Linked DNA regions of Homo sapiens: region 2 is linked to region 1. The links are chromatin contacts, found by Hi-C or POLR2A ChIA-PET in ENCODE. All regions are on one chromosome and are shown on one strand. The core of a region is the stretch at or near the end of the contact, and the rest is flanking DNA. Distances in the headings are between cores, read along the strand shown. Region 1 holds the start of SERF2 (small EDRK-rich factor 2). Region 2 overlaps FRMD5 (FERM domain containing 5).

Region 1 (5,679 bases), core at 1,241-3,740:
AAACCCTGTCTCTACTAAAAAAAAATACAGTCCGAGCACAGTGGCTTGCACCTGTTATCCCAGCACTGTGGGAGGCCGAGGCAGGTGGATCACCTGAGGTCAGGAGTTTGAGACCAGCCTGACCAACATGGTTAAAGCCTGTCTCTACTAAAAAATACAAAAATTAGCCGAGCGTGGTGGCACGCACCTGTAGGCCCAGCTACTCGGGAAGCTGAGGCAGGAGAATTGCTTGAACCTGGGAGGTGGAGGTTGCAGTGAGCCGAAATCGCACCACTGTACTCCAACCTGGGCGACAGAGCAAGACTCCATCTCAAAAAAAAAAAAAAAAAATTATCCGGGCGTGGTGGCGGGTGCCTGTAATCCCAGCTACTCGGGAGGCTGAGAAAGGAGAATCGCTTGAATACAAGATGGTGGAGGTTGCAGTGAGCCGAGAGCATACCACTCCAGCCTCCAGCCTGGGTAACAGAGTAAGACTGTCTCAAAAAAAACCAAAAATTCATATATATAGACAGACATATAAATACATATATGGATATTAGAGAGAGAGAGGCAGACAGGGAGAGGGAGAGAGAGAAAGTGTGAGAGAGCTTTTTTCTCTGTATCTTTCATGATTATAGGAATATGCTGTGCTCATCAAGATATACCCAATTGTGGCTGTGCACCGTGGCTCACACCTGTAATCCTTGCACTTTGGGGGGCCAAGGAGGGCGGATCACCTGAGGTCAGGAGTTCCAGACCAGCCTAGCCAACATGATGGAATCCCATCTCCAGAAAAACAAAAATACAAAAATTAGCCGGGCATGATGGCGGGTGCCTGTAATCGCAGCTACTTGGGAGGCTGAGGTGGGAGAATAGCTTGAACACAGGAAGCAGAGGTTGCAGTGAGCCGAGATCACGCCAATGCACTCCAGCTTGGGTGTCTCTTATTAACTGTTTATTTATTATTTATTTTGAGATGGAGTCTGGCTCTGTCGCCCAGGCTGGAGGGCAGTGGCGTGATCTCGGCTCACTGCAAGCTGCTGCTCCTGGGTTCACACGGTTCTCCGGCCTCAGCCTCTCAAGTAGCTGGGACTACAGGCGCCTGCCACCACACCCAGCTATTTTTTTTTTTTGTATTTTTAGTAGAGACGGGGTTTTACCGTGTTAGCCAGGATGGTCTCGATGTCCTGACCTCGTGATCCACCCGCCTCTGCCTCCCAAAGTGCTGGGATTACAGGCGTGAGCCACCTTGCCCAGCCTTTCTTATTAACTCTTTTTTTTTTGAGATGCAGTCTCGCTCTGTCGCCCAGGCTAGAGTGCAGTGGTGCGATCTCGGCTCACTGCAAGCTCCATCTACCGGGTTCACGCCATTCTCCTGCCTCAGCCTCCTGAGTAGCTGGGACTACAGGCGCCCGCCACCACGCCCGGCTAATTCTTATTAACTTTTTTTTTAGACGGGATCTCGCACTGTCGCCTGGGCTGGAGTGCAATGGCGCGATCTCGGCTCACTGCAACTTCCGCCTCCCGGGTTCAAGCGATTCTCCTGCCTCAGCCTCCCAAGTAGCTGGAATTACAGGCGCGCCACCACGCCCGGCTAATTTTTTGTATTTTTAGGGTTTTCACCATTGTTGGTCAGGCTGCTGGTCTCGAACTCCTGACCTTCTGATCTGCCCACCTCAGCCTCCCAAAGTGCTGGGATTACAGGCGTGAGCCACCACGCCCGGCCCTCCAGGGTCTTAATACAAAACCGGGTGGCTGGTGGCGATGGTACAGTAAGAAAAGCTCCAGAGGGGAAAAGCGAATATGTGAATTATCTAATCTCAGCCACTGATCCAACTCCATAGTCTGTGACTTTTGGAGTCCTCCAATACTTCCAAGCTGCATGTTCACATTTAAAGTTTCTGGGGGAAAACGAACAGGGTAGAGTTTTAGGAAATACCAGATGTTGCTGCGATTTTCTACAGTGAAGGGGCGTGGAAGGGGACAATGGGAGTAGAAGCGGGTTTCTGAAGTTGTGTTTGTACTTGATTTTAAGCGAGCTGTGAACAACTCGTGTCCAAATAAGTGGCTGAGAGGTGGTCCTAAGTAAGCACAAGTTTAGTAGTAGAGTACTCGTAACACAGAACTGGCTGAAACCCCGCCCTCTTGTCTACGGGCGTTCTTTCAGGGCGACTTTGTCAGTACCCCAAACTGTCCCCGCATGAGGTCACTCTGCACGGTCACGTGCTCGAGCCCGCGGGAGCGCCACATCGCCAGCCGCACCCCTCCACCCCCAACCTGCCCACGTGACCCGGCCTAGTTTCTCCAGGCCCGTCCCTACGTCTCACTCGGGAAGCCCCGCCCCACGCTGAGCGCTCCGCCTGCGACCCTCCGCCACTTACCCACCCCGGCTCAAGCACGACCCGTGGATCCACGTGCTTTTTCTTGTCCAATGGGAGCCGGCTCCCGGGCGCGAAGGGGCGGGGAGGAAAGGAACGACTGTGCTACGTTGCCAGAAGGGGCGGGACCTGCAACGTCCGACAGAACGAGGGGACGTAACGGAGGCAGGTTGGAGCCGCTGCCGTCGCCATGACCCGTGAGCACCGAGCCCCCTTCTCCTTGCCCTTTTCTTTCCGTTCACCCTAAACACCACCGGCGAGGCGCCGGCTTTGACCTTCCGTAGCTTCCCTAGCAAGGCGTTTCTCTGGGCGCGCTCTGTGGCCACCCTCACACTCGGTGCCCGGAAATCGAGCCCTTTGCCCACGGCTACTTCACGGGACCACCCTCCCGGGTTAGGCATAGGCCCTCCCGGATCTTCCGCGGTGTAAGGAGAAGGCCAGCGCCCCTGTGATAGGCCCAGAGCCCCCACTCCACAAGCCAGCCCATCCCCCACGGAGACCCAAACCGTCCACACACACCTTGCCAGCTGTTTGGGCCCCACGCCGCCCCAAAACACGCCTCCAGCTGGCCCCTTGGGACCTCCCTTCTCTAGTCCGTATTTTGACCTGGCCCGTGGCAGATTCGCCACTCCCCCCTACCCCAAGCAGCCTGGGCCTCGATGGGCCGTTGTCGGGGCCCGGAGATTGAAGTGGTGTTGGATCCTGCTGCTGGCCGCGCTGGGGTAGAAGGGTCGCCGGTGTGTGGGCAGAGCGGCCCCCGCGTCTCACCTTTAATTTTCTTTCCTTAGGCGGTAACCAGCGTGAGCTCGCCCGCCAGAAGAATATGAAAAAGCAGAGCGACTCGGTTAAGGGAAAGCGCCGAGATGACGGGCTTTCTGCTGCCGCCCGCAAGCAGAGGTAGCCCCAGGGAGGGGAGGGAAAGGGACGGTGGAGACCTGGGTTAGACCAAGGGTTATAGAAGGAAAGAGAGCTACCTCAGGGCTTGAATGTGGACTAGTCGTGAGGAGCAGAGTGCATTGCTTCCTCTAGGGTTTTATTTCCTCCCCACCCTCCAAATTGTTAGCTCACAGCCTTACAGGAAAGGACGGGGGCGGGCGCCTGCCCTCAGTCTGATTTCTGAGCGTCCCTGGGTCTGACCTTAAGGGCAAGGGCAGGGAGCTTCACATTTCAAATACAGTTGTGGTTACGGCAGCCCAGTACTTTTGGCCCTCCTTGCTGTTCGGTTCTCCTCCCTTCTCCCAACCTCCTCACTGGTGTTGCTGGGTGTGGTCCTCAATACAGAATAGAGACCCTTGGGCCTGTGTCACCAGACTTCTGACCCCTTGGGCAACAGCCAGATGGAGACTGGTCGCCTTTTGAGCCTCAGCTCTCTTCCTCTTGTTCTCCTAGGGTGGGAGTACAGCAGCCAAACGCTGAACTTAGTCCCATCCACTTCCATCTTATCCTTTGTGCCCTTCATCCCCCTGCATCTTGTCCTTTTTGCCCTCTGGTACCTCCCAGTGCCCCATCATCTCTACCCCCAGGGACTCGGAGATCATGCAGCAGAAGCAGAAAAAGGCAAACGAGAAGAAGGAGGAACCCAAGTAGCTTTGTGGCTTCGTGTCCAACCCTCTTGCCCTTCGCCTGTGTGCCTGGAGCCAGTCCCACCACGCTCGCGTTTCCTCCTGTAGTGCTCACAGGTCCCAGCACCGATGGCATTCCCTTTGCCCTGAGTCTGCAGCGGGTCCCTTTTGTGCTTCCTTCCCCTCAGGTAGCCTCTCTCCCCCTGGGCCACTCCCGGGGGTGAGGGGGTTACCCCTTCCCAGTGTTTTTTATTCCTGTGGGGCTCACCCCAAAGTATTAAAAGTAGCTTTGTAATTCCTTGAGCGCCTGGTTTGACTGGGGACTTGGGGGGATGGGGTTGGAAGAATGACTGCCCTTTCCCACCAAAAAAGGGAGAACTCTTTAGATTCAGATTGTGGGTATGTAGACTTAATAAGTGAAACATCACAGAAGAAGCCTTTATTATACAATGACAACCAAACAAGTACTCCGGATATGCAGTAGAGGAATCCTCTAAGAACCATAGAGACTTCTTTTCTGTGATTTTTGTTCCCCACCCTTGAACACCATCTCTAGGATGGAGTTGGCCTAAGAGTGAATGCTGCAAGATCTGTGTTTATGCCTCTTTTCCTCATTCTTCCTCAGTTTGTTCGTCTGCTTGAAAGTTGGCCAAAAAATCCTGCTGCTCACCGACTTCCCGTGGTCAGCTGCTGTCAAGCGTTCACTTTCTCTTCTGTCATTCCTCATGGAATGAGGGTGGTTTTGTCTTCCCGCTTCCCTTGACCTCAAAATCAGGATTAAAACCTGGGGTAGCCTCTGTGCTCCTTTCTTCTATGCCCTGGTTTGTTCTGTGGTTCTGGGCTTCTTATATCCGTGTGCCCAGGGCTGAACTCCTTATTTTCCTTTCTCCAAGGGCAGAGCCGAGTCTTCAGTCCCTGTTGGTCTTTCCCCACCCCCACTTCCAGCCCAAGAGCCAGGAAAGGGCTGGTGCCACACTGTCTGCTGGGATCAGCGGTGGTTCTTTGAGCTGCTGATTTGGGTGTTAGGCTCTTGAGCTGGGATGCAGATGTAACAGTAGCTCCAGTGAGTCAGACACTCTGCCCAGCACATTAGACTGTGTTTGACCACTTCTTCCAGTTCATAGTATTGACTTCAGCCCAAACGGAGATAACTCCCTGTGTGTCCTTGAGGTATTGAGCTGGGCTGGACAGCTCCCCTTGAGCCAACTCTAGGAGTACAATGTCAGGGGAACCCCAGTTTGTGAAAAGGACTTAGACTGGAGGATATTTGTTATCTGGGGATATGATGCGGTGGCGGCGGCGCCTCAAGATAAGGGGCTGGGGTTTCTGGGTGGGGGGCCAACAGAGTGGTGCCAGTAACAGCCCCAGATAGAGGAGTACGCAGGCCCAGCATGAGGCAACCTTGACCCAGAAGGTGGCCCAGCTACCCTTGATGAAGGTCTTTTCCAGTTCTGCTCCCTCATAGCTGTGTAACCAAAGGCTCTGGTTAGAGAATATGAAGGGCCTTAGCTTTTAGACCTGTTCTACCTCCTCACCAAATATAATGGCAGACCCATGTGTGTCTGGAATGGCCTTGAATTGCTCTTTCCTTAAAATAGCTAGCTCTTCAGGAGAGTATCTAAGGCCCACTCCATCTTACCTGAACCAGTTGGTAAGGGTAACCATGACATAGAGTGAGGCAAGGAAGAAGACGAAGTGGAAGGCAGAATAGTTGTAGGAAAGATGCTGGACTTGGACTGGAGGAGCTGGAGGGGTTTCTT
Region 2 (5,483 bases), core at 744-3,243, 100 kb after region 1:
TCACAAGACCATAGTTTGAGTCTCAGCCTTGCCACTTGCCAGCCGCATGACTACAGGCAAGTTACTTGCTGAGCCTCAGTGTCCTGATCTGTAAGTTGTAGGTTATAATGATACCAACCTTAGAAGGTTGCTGTGAACATCCAAAGAGAATGGCAACACCTCATGCATTGCTGATGGGGTTGTTAAATGGTACAGTCACTTTGAGAAAGAGTTTGAAAGTCATTTAAATTGTTAAAAATAGAGTTACCATATGACCCAGCAATTCCACTCCTCAGTATGTGCTCAGAGATTTAAAAATGCATGTCCACACAGAAACTGGTACATGTATGTTAATAGCAGCAGTATGTGTTAAGAGCTAAACAGCAGAAACAACCCAATCCATTTTCCAGTGTAAAGTTTCCATTAACTGATAAATGAATAAACAAGTAGTATCATGATACAGTAGAATCTTATTCACCGGTAAAAAGGGATGAAGGACTGATAGACGCTACAACACAGGCGAACCTTGAAAACATTATGCCAAGTGAAAGAAGCCAGTCACAAAAAATCAGGTTGTGATCTTTTAACCCTGTGAATATACTAAAAACCACTGAATTGTACACTTTAAAAGGGCACATATCGCCAGGAGCAGTGGCTCGTGCTTATAATCCCAGCACTTTGGGAGGCCGAGGCAGGTGGATCATCTGAGGTCAGGAGTTCGAGACCAGCCTGGCCAACATGGTGAAACCCCATCTCTACTAAAAAGACAAACATTAGCCAGGCGTGGTGATGCGTGCCTGTAATCCCAGCTACTCAGGAGGCTGAGACAGGAGAATTGCTTGAACCCAGGAGGTGGAGGTTGCAGTGAGCCAAGATTGTACCACCACACTCCAGCCTGGGTGACGGAGTGAGACTCCATCTCAAAAAAACAAAACAAACGAAAAAACAAAAAAAAAAAAAAACATTTTATGGTATGTGAATTACATCTTAAAAGGCTGTTATTAAAGAGTGGGGGAGTTGTTATCCACTTTCATAATAGTCCTATAACACTGGGCCCCTCAGGAAAGTTTAGCTGAAGAAAAAAACAAGAAGCAACTGGCAAAATAGAACAGTTGCCACCAGCCCTGAGGTGCCTGAACCAACAGAGAGGGCCTCCTGGTCACTGGCACCATCAGTCAGTAAACACCAGGCTTGAGGCTCTGTTGAACATAGTGGGGAGCGGGCGGAGCAGAAGCTGTAGGTCTCGCTTCCTCACTTGCGAAAGTGAGCTCCCTGAGGTCTAGGCTGGGTGGAGGATTTTGCCCTCCCAGAGGGGCTTCCTTTGTGACAGGGGCGTCAGGTGAGATTTGGCACCGTCAGGCTGCATGAATGGTGATGGAGAGGGTGTAAGTGTGTTGAGGTGACCAGAAACTTATGCTGTGATGCTGGTCAAATGTGCCTGCAGGAGAGTCTTCTGGGCCACAGCTCAGGTGGTGCCATGGAGTTAGGGCCAGACACCGGGCGTGAGGCATGGGTGTGGGGGCTGAGGCTGCTGGGCCAGGTCAGCCTGAGGTTTGGCTCTCCTGGCCTCTCTGCTTTCAGGGCTCACCTCCCTGACACAGATTCTCAGCCTGATTGGTCGCAAGAACAGTGGGGCCTCTGCAGGGCCTCATGAGTCCTGCCTCAAGAAGCAGTCCAGTTTTGCCTTAAAACTATCTCTCAGAGTCAGGGTTACAAGTATGAGCATCTGGGTCCAGGGAATAAACTAAGTGTATGTTTGGCAAACATTTGCAATTAATGTATTGTTGTTATTATCCTTTCCTCAGGGTCTGTCATGATCCAGACACTTGGCTACAAGCACAATGTCATGGGCAGAACAAAAAGCTGTTTAAAAATAACTGGAATGCAGACACTATGAAGCCACAGGGCTGATTTTCCTCCTGCTTATAATCAGTGCCTGGTGGTGGTTATTAATATCTGAGTACCAGGCACTACACACAAACACTGTTCCTGTCAGGAGGCACCAGGGCTAATCTGGCAGGCTTGGCAGAGGTATGGGTCAGGGAAGGGTGGCCTTGAGGTAAGAATGACTGGGAGAGGTTGGGGAGGGAGGCAGCCTGCCTGTTCTGTCTCTTCTGCTCACTGTGCAAGCAGGACCCGGGGAAGTCCTACAACTGCAGGCTTAGAAAGAAAGAGACTGGGAGTGGAGACCTTATTGTGTGAATGGTGGTATAGAAAGGGTCTCAGAAAATGTTGAGCAGATGAAGGTGTTAGACAGTGGGGTGGGTCAGAGGGGCCAGTCTGGCTGCAGTGGGGAACGTCCGTATGTGCGTAAAAATGAGAGGGGAGGCAGAGGTGAGGCAGAGGCACGGAAGGGGTCATAATGCCCGCTGAGATAAAGGAAAGGCCTAGGAAGGAGAGGTGGAGGGATGGAAATGAAGCCTTGGGCCTGCAGGAGGCTACTGGACAGCTTGAAATAACGGAAGGAAGTAGGGAAGGGAGTTGGGAGGGAAGGCAGGGGAGGGAGGCAGCGGAGGGCCCCCCTCTGCTTCTTCCACTCTGGCTCATATGGGCAGTGACAGGCAGAAGAGCACCCCCACTAGAACCACAGTGGTGCGGGCTCTTGGTCAAACCGCTCGGGTCCAGGTCCAGCTCTGCCACTCATTGTGTGGCTGTGGCCAGGTCCTTAATTTCTCCATGGTCAGACTCCTTGTCTTAGAATGAGGGTTGATCGTGTTACCTACCTCATAGGTTATGTTTAGGAGGCACCTCACAAATGCTAGTGGCCATGTTTTTTGTTTGTTTTAGAGACAAGGTCTCACCATATGGCCAAGGTGGGTCTTGAACTCCTGGGCTCAAGTGATCCACCCACCTCAGCCTCCCAAAGTGCTGGCATTACAGACATGAGCCACCACACCCGGCCTGTGTTTGTTGTTAATATTATTATAGCTGCTACTAGTTAGCTGAGTTTGTTGAACTTAATACAAATCCTTTTGTAAAATCTAACATTTTACTATTTTTCCTGATGTTGACAGATTTAAATTTTGCTAGTTAGGAAACGAAAATGTGGGAAGTTAGAATGAAAAAAGGAGAAGTAATTCACTGTTAGGGGACCATGGAAGAGTGGGGTGATCCATGAATCTGAAGTGAGAATGGGAAGGGAACAGAGGCCATGACACAGTCAGAGATCCGCCAGAGTCCTCTCAGTGACCTCTGTCCCTCTGCAGAGCAAAGGGAATACACAGTCCCACAAGATGGGTGGTGCTGGCCAGGTTGCCCTGCATCCTGCAGATACCTCAGAGCTGGCCTCTGAGTGAAGGCAGGTGTTAGAGTTAGAGGAGCACAGCCTCTCCTAACCAGACTGGCTGCTTTAGAGCAGAGAGCTGGGAATAAAACCCAATGAAAATGAGATGCCACATCATTTCATAAGCAATAATAGCACCTTGAACAATCCCAATTGTTCCCAATCTCATATGAAGAGAGCAGTTCTCCAAACTGCTTCAAATGCAACAGATGCAGATGAAGGCCACCGCAAGACCCTGACACCCGGTATCCGCAGGGGCAGATGACAGCTGGGATGTTTGCAACTTGCCTCTGGCACATGAGGCTCAGCAATCAGTGTGGAAGGGACTCGAATTACAGTGGGAAATCTCACATCTGTACTGGCATGAAAATACAAGCAGGCAGCCACACTGACACCTTCCCTGGAACTTCTCCAGATTCTTCTATCTGACTTGTCATTCTTGTTGTGAGCCTGCCGTTGGAGTTTGTGTGCAAAATAACAAGTTGCATGACAAAAAGAGGAGGGAATGAGGACAAGGTGAGAAGTGAAGAGTCAACAGTCACCTGTTCTTCAGATCTCCCATTTTATCAAGCTGGATTCTCTTTCTTCTCTGTCCCCTTCCCATCCCTATGAAATCAGTGCCCACAGGACTGAGCCATTAATGGAGTCGGGAGGTGGAAAACAAACTAGGGTCCTGATAGCTATGCCGTGGATATCGCCAGCTACACTCTGCAGCAGGTAACAGTCGAAATAATCTAGTTCACTTCTTCAGTTGTGAGGTTAAAAAGAATTGTTTTCAATTTCTCATCCTTGTGAAAAGAGCTTCTGTCTCAGTTTAGGACCCCAGCTCTCCTCCTTCTTTCCTCTGTGACTTCACTTCTCCAAACCTCGGTTTCCTCATTTGCTAAATAAGGACAATAATATATACCTGGAGAAATACTACTTCCATCTGATTTTAGGGAGATAGACCAAATATCTTACTGCTAGGATGTGGCCAACGGTATTCTCCTTGGAGAGGGGATGAACATGCATTCCTTGTCATTCATGTGTTTACATGGCCCCTGCCATCAAACTTCACCTGTGTCAGTCAACACCAGCAAAGTTCACCCTAGGATGATCACTCTGCCCAGGAAAGGATTCTTGCAAATCAAAGCATTGACTGGTTCAGAAGCAGGAACATCTGGCCACCATTTCTAGTCCCCACCAGTTCCATTTCCAGATTCAAAGTAGCCTTCTGTCTCCTGCCACCCTAGAGGACACACTGGGTGTGACTGAGTAGGCAACACAGCATTCTTGGTTGTTAGGCCTCTAGGGTCATACTGTGCCCTCTCTGGGCCATGACTCAAACTAATTCAATTTTGATGAATGAAGCCACTATTTCTTATAAAACCCTCTGGAAGATGATTCCACATGCTGTACCAGATACGCCCATTTCTGAAAGAGCTCACAGTTGGGAAGCTGAAGTCAGTCATGAAAATCACCCAGTTTGAATATACTACACTTAAACTTGGCCACAATAAACTAGAATGGAAATGAAGAGGAGAAGGAGGAGGAGGAGGAGGCACCCTGTAAGAGATTTGGTGTTACTCCATGACAGCTCAGAAAGGAATTCCTGGTGGAAACTGCACCAGGTGGCTTTGGTGAAGTTCTTCATTTCAGCAGTAAATCTAACACCCTACCTGCCACACAGCCAAGATGGGCCCACCCAAGGGTGGGACAGCCATCATTGATCCTTCTTGTTCTGTTTCTCAGAAGTGAGGGGTGCTGGGCATGGTGGCTCACACCTGTAATCCCAGCACTTTGGGAGGCCGAGGCGGGCAGATCACCTGAGGTCAGGAGTTTGAGACAAGCCTGGCCAACATGGTGAAATTCCATCTCTACTAAAAATACAAAATTAGCTGGGCGTGGTAGTGTGCACCTGTAATCTCAGCTACTTGGGAGGCTGAGGCAGAAGAATCACTTGAACCCGGGAGGCAGAGGTTGCAGTGAGCTGAGATTACACCATTGCACTCCAGTCTGGGCAACAAGAGTGACACTCCATCTCAAAAAAAAAAAAAAAAAAAAAAAAAAAAGTGAGGGGCAACTCGTCAAGATGGGGGATGGGGTTCTTCTTTAGAGAGCTGGCTAGGTGGCTGGATTATGAAAGTAATGATTCCATTTTAAGGGCAGAGGGACAGTGTAATTTTATTTTTGTGGTTGATCTAACCTAGATCCTGTTGAAATCAATTTTATCCTGGTCTAT

Evidence for each region. A loop is a pair of places that touch in the nucleus more often than their neighbours do. ChIA-PET counts read pairs that join two places held with the same protein, here RNA polymerase II (POLR2A). Pooled maps may share reads with other maps.
Region 2: a pooled map shows a loop between it and region 1 (3-fold over the local background). The contact joins the enhancer-like site here to the promoter of SERF2 in region 1. A Hi-C loop is called at or near these places in 2 of 50 pooled maps. POLR2A ChIA-PET finds 5 or more read pairs at or near these places in 2 of 52 experiments (OCI-LY7 and activated CD4-positive, alpha-beta T cell).

The regions. Positions count from the first base shown.
Region 1 is chr15:43,789,830-43,795,508 of GRCh38, forward strand. SERF2 (small EDRK-rich factor 2) reads left to right here and starts at 2,491. Exons shown (of 3, transcript NM_001018108.4): 1 at 2,491-2,554; 2 at 3,146-3,254; 3 at 3,881-5,679. The coding sequence starts at 2,548. The coding sequence ends at 3,944. SERF2-C15ORF63 (SERF2-C15orf63 readthrough) reads left to right here and starts at 2,147. Exons shown (of 6, transcript NR_037673.1): 1 at 2,147-2,554; 2 at 3,146-3,254. It overlaps SERINC4 (serine incorporator 4), which reads right to left. Exons shown (of 12, transcript NM_001258031.2): 11 at 5,559-5,679; 12 at 4,333-5,384. The coding sequence ends at 5,171. It overlaps MIR1282 (microRNA 1282), which reads right to left and starts at 3,930; the gene lies at 3,830-3,930. RefSeq lists enhancers at 1,986-3,185, 2,974-3,303, 3,639-4,492, 5,214-5,679 and a silencer at 2,174-2,253.
Region 2 is chr15:43,892,203-43,897,685 of GRCh38, forward strand. All of the region lies in intron 7 of FRMD5 (FERM domain containing 5), which reads right to left. Among named protein-coding and RNA genes, the nearest start is that of WDR76, 68 kb to the left of the region's middle. Within about 2 kb of position 1,994, at least 4 of the 41 ENCODE cell types and tissues checked have a DNase peak (open chromatin) inside an H3K27ac peak, as active enhancers do.